Regions from separate parts of the Homo sapiens genome. Here region 2 is linked to region 1. Evidence: read pairs that join two places in POLR2A ChIA-PET (ENCODE). Cell type or tissue: OCI-LY7. All regions are shown on one strand.

Region 1 (2,500 bases):
GCCAAGAACAATCAGCATGTATTTGTCTTGCATCAGCTACTTTGACATGCCGTCAGCAAGAATCAAGTTTGGTTTTTAATATATCCGTATATTGAGCTGAGCGGTTAAATACTGCTGAGTGTACATTGGGTGTTGTGATGCCTATTTTTGCATGTTTGCAGTGAAACTTAGAAGTTTCCATTATTGCTCTGTTTTCTGAAGTGGAATTTCTGTTGAAGTTAGACATCTAAGAAAAATGAAATATTTACATGTGAAAATCATTCTAAATGAATTTTATTTGAGTGTGAGGTCATAATTATATTTACATTTGCTCAAAGCTTGACTAAGTAATGAATTAGTGACTTGGGCTTTTCTCATTGAGTTCTTATCCTCACAGTAAAACCTTTAAGTTTTTTTTGCATTTATTGTAGTGGGCTTTTAGGTATAAGCAAGGTGAGACTATTTCTTTGCATTGGTTCAGATCATTTCCATGCTTGTGGGCTATGTGACAGTACCAAAGGAGTGGAGTAACAAATAGTTCAGTTCATTTAATTATGAATCTGCCTTCAACTTAGGGCAACTACTTTATTTCTTGAGTTAAGATGCTTCTTCCTGAAACTTTAAAAAATAGCCTCCATTATTCCAACTCCCAGCACTTGACGCTAGCTGTAATTAGAGATGTAAATAAGGCCTGCTGTATATTAAGTACCTTATGGCCTACTGGAGGAATCATACATTTAAGTAGAACTTAGGTAAAATTTAAAAAGTCTCTAGAGCAATGAATATTATGTAAGTTCAAGGAGGAGTGGGGGGCAGGGTCAGAAAGCATCACTGAAACAGTGATACAAGAAGTTGGTCTTTTTTTTTTTTTTTTCTTTTGAGGTGGAGTCTAGCTCTGTCACCCAGGCTGGAGTGCAGTGGTGCGATCTCGGCTCACGGCAAGATCTGCCTCCTGGGGTCACGCCATTCTCCTGCCTCAGCCTCCTGAGTAGCTGGGACTACAAGCGCCTGCCACCACGCCTGGCTAATTTTTTTATTTTTAGTAGAGACGGGGTTTCACTGTGTTAGCCAGGATGGTCTTGATCTCCTGACCTCGTGATCCACCAGCCTCGGCCTCCAAAAATGCTGGGATTATAGGTGTGAGCCACTGCGCCCAGCCCAAGAAGTTGGTCTTAAAAGAGGATTAGATGAAGAAAAGGCAGAGAAGGGCATCATTCTGTATGTAGAGGAAATTACTTGTACAGAGATACGAAAAAACATAGCATTTAGGGGGATTGCTAAGAAGCTTGTAGAGGAGATAGGTGAAATGTGAAGTTATTAAGATATGTTATTAGATTTGGGAAGACAGGATTGCCATAAGTAGACCAAGTTGTGAGACTATATTATAGGTGATATTAGTGAAGTGGTTTAAAATTTTTGTTTTTTGTGCTTCTAACAGACTAATTCCCATGTAATGCTGCATTTTGCAAGGTTATTTTATATAAAATTCTAATGTAGTAGGTTATTATAGTCTAACAGAGTTTTATTCTGTTACAATTTTAATGCTACAGGTTGGACATCCCTAATCCAAAATTAGAGGATTTCAGGTTTTCAGATTAGGGATACTCAGTATGTGTGCTGCAAGTATTCAAATCTGAAAAACTCTAAAATTCTAGGCTGGGTGCTGTGGCTCACACCTGTAATCCCAGCACTTTGGGAGGCTGAGGTAGGCAGATCACGAGGTCAGGAGATTGAGACCATCCCAGCCAACATTGAAACCCCGTCTTTTACTAAAATACAAAAAAATTAGCCTGGCGTGGTGGTGGGCGCCTGTAGTCCCAGCTACTCGGGAGGCTGAGGCGGGGGAATTGCTTGAACCCGGGAGGCAGAGGTTGAAGAGCCGAGATCGCACCATTGCACTCCGGCCTGGGCAACAAGAGCGAAACTCCACCTCAAAAAAAAAAAAAAAAAAAAAAAATTCTAAAATTCTAAATACTTCTAGTTTCAGAACTTTTGAATAAGAGCTACTCAGTCTGTATTATCACAGATTAAGCATAAGAAATGTATTTAAATTAAAAATTAGGCAGGCCAGGTGGTAGCTGTGCCTGTAGTCCCAGCTACTGGTGAGACTGAGATGGGAGGATCTGTTTGAGCCCATGAGTTCAAGGCTGCAGTGAGCCGTGATTGTGCCACTGCACTCCAGCCTTGGTGACAGAGCAAGACTCTGACTCTTGTTTTTTTGTTTTTAAATTGAGACAGAGTCTTGCTCTGTCGCCCAGGCTGGAGTGCAATGGCGTGATCTCGGCTCACTGCAACCTCTGCCTCCTGGGTTCAAGCAATTCTCCTGCCTCAGCCTCCCGAGTAGCTGGGATTACAGGCATGCGCAACCATGCCCAGCTAATTTTTTGTATTTTTAGTAGAGACGGAGTTTCACCATGTTGGCCAGGCCGGTCTCGAACTCCTGACCTCATGAACTGCCTGCCTCGGCCTCCCAAAGTGCTGGGATTACAGGCATGAGCCACCGTGCCTGGCCTACCCTGAC
Region 2 (2,500 bases), 280 kb after region 1:
ATCATAATACTTAACCCCTAAGTTTTCAGCATGTATCTCCTAAAATAAGGATAGTTTCTCTCTCTTTGTCTCAAACCATTACATGCATACACACAACCATATCTCCGTGTATACAACCACATTATATATAATCACATATACTTTATGCATGTGTAACCACAATACTGTTTTCACATCTAAGAAAATTAAAGTAATTCCATAATATAATATCAAGCATCAATTAAATCTAAATTTTCCTAATTGTCTCAAGAATGTCTTTGATACCACTCTCACTTCTTTAAAACAAACAAACCGACAAAACAGGATCCAAACAAAGTACATCCTTTGTATTTGGTTATGTTTCTTGTACTCTTTTTTAAGAACAGTTCCTTTACCCTTTTCCTTCCTTTGCCTGCATTAACTTGTTTGAAGAGACCAGCTCTGGTTGTCTTGTAGGATGTGTAACCTTGTGCATTCATTATTTCCTCGTGGTGTCATTTAACTGGTTTCTCTAGCTCCTCTACTTCCTGTAAACTGGAAGTTAATTGAGATGCATCCAGGTTAAACATTTTGACGAGAATGCTTCATCATAGGTGAAGTGCAGTTCACATTGAGTCATATCAGGAGGCACTTAATGACGGGTTATCCCGTTATGAGCAATGCTAACTTTGATTCCTTGGCGCAGCCAGATCTCTCCATAATGAAGGTAAAATTTTCTCTTCTGCTATTAGAGAGGAATCTATGGGACACTATTTTGGCACCTTGTAAATACCCTGTTTCATTACAGCCTTTCACTCATTGGTTTCATTATCCTGATCCTGAAATCGGTTATTACAATAGGGGTTGCAAAATTGTAGATTTTTTATTTTATTATTTTAAACAGAGTCTCACTCTGTTGCCCAGGCTGGAGTGCAGTGGTGCAATTTCAGTTCACTGCAACCTCCACCTCCTGGGTTCAAGTGATTCTCCTGCCTCAGCCTCCTGAGTAGCTGGAACTACAGGTGCATACCACCACGCCCGGCTAATTTTCATATTTTTAGTAGAGACAGGGTTTTGCCATGTTGGCCAGGCTGGTCTTGAACTCCTGACCTCAGGAGATTCGCCCACCTCGGCCTCCCAAAGTGCTGGGATTACAGGCGTGAGCCACCATGCTGGGCCAAAATTGTAGTATGAATGTATGTGTGTATGTATATATTTATTTATTTATTGAGGTGGAGTCTCGCTCTGTTGCCCGGGCTGGAGTGCAGTGGCGTGATCTCAGCTCACTGCAGCCTCTGCCTCCTGGATTCAAGCAATTCTCCTGCCTCAGCCTCCTGAGTAACTGGGATTACAGGCACCTGCCACCATGCCTGGCTAATTTTTGTATTTTTATTAGAGACAGGATTTTGCTATGTTGGCCAGACTGGTCTCAAACTCCTGACCTCAAGTGATCTGCCTGCCTTGGCCTCCCAAAGTGCTACGATTACAGGCGTGAGCCACCGTGCCAGAATTGTAGTTTTTAAATTGCCACTCCCACAGGCTGCCCCCATTTTTCTTCCTTCCTTTTTTATATCACCATACTCTCCTGGACTTTTATTTATTCAGTGTTAACAATCAATTACAGTCTTTGCTAATGCTCAGATTGTCTCAGGTTTGGCTACTGATAACTTTTTCTAGGTAGCTCCTCCTGTTTCATTTTGACATGACCCCATCACTGTTTTTTTTGTTTGTTTGTTTGTTTTCCCTTGGCTTTTTTGGCACAACAAGATGTCCCAGACTCACCTTATATTTCCATAAGGTGATCAGGAATCAGCCATTTCTCCAAGGCTCTGGTTCTTTTTAGTAAGGAATGGTATTTAGAAACTAAAATCATTGCCATGGGTTGTCATTGCTTCTAGACCCTTTCAGTGGACAGAACTAAGAAATATGTTTAAAAAGAACCGTGAGTTCATGTTATTTCTGATTCAGATGTAATATTAGAGAGACTTTTTTCTGACTCTGTTAGCCTTTTAATTTTCCAAATCTAAGGGACCTTGTCGGTATCATGGCCCCATCAAATTGAGATACACATTGTTACTTAAATAGGCAGATAAATAGTTTCATCCATTCATTATTGAGCATGTACTCTGTTCTAGGTATTGTTTGGGGAATACAGAACAGAATCAAATGCATACCTTGCTTCCAGAAGCTTGTAGTCTTTTACATAAAAAAGTATACCATAGTGTGAAAACTTGTAAGGATCACGGGAAGTAGACAAACAGTGTTGTAGGAGTTAGAAAAGGAAGGAAATTTCATAAGGGATATTTTAAAAACTTACCCTTGGCCGGGCGCGGTAGCTCACGCCCGTAATCCCAGCACTGTGGGAGGCTGAGGTGGGCGGATTACCTGAGGTCAGGAGTTTGAGACCAGACTGACCAACATGGCGAAACCCCGTCTCACTAAAAATACAAAAAAAGTAGCTGGGCATGGTAGTGGGTGCCTGTAATCCCAGCTGCTCGGGAGGCTGAGGCAAAGAGAATCGCTTGAACCCGGGAGGTGGAGG

What was found. Peaks named below come from ENCODE experiments on the same cell type or tissue, not always from the same donor. Only the 100,000 strongest peaks of a DNase experiment are listed, where the experiment ranks them.
Region 2: POLR2A ChIA-PET joins it to region 1 with 8 read pairs; 6 of 35 experiments call an interaction of 5 or more read pairs at or near these places.

The regions. Positions count from the first base shown.
Region 1 is chr5:172,269,787-172,272,286 of GRCh38, reverse strand. All of the region lies in intron 1 of UBTD2 (ubiquitin domain containing 2), which reads left to right. Among named protein-coding and RNA genes, the nearest start is that of UBTD2, 13 kb to the left of the region's middle. In OCI-LY7, no CTCF peak of the experiment used is centred here; no DNase peak of the experiment used is centred here.
Region 2 is chr5:171,987,532-171,990,031 of GRCh38, reverse strand. The region is part of intron 1 of FBXW11 (F-box and WD repeat domain containing 11); the gene reads left to right. Among named protein-coding and RNA genes, the nearest start is that of FBXW11, 18 kb to the left of the region's middle. RefSeq lists a silencer at 392-531. In OCI-LY7, no CTCF peak of the experiment used is centred here; no DNase peak of the experiment used is centred here; H3K4me3 peaks cover 407 bases; H3K27ac peaks cover 463 bases.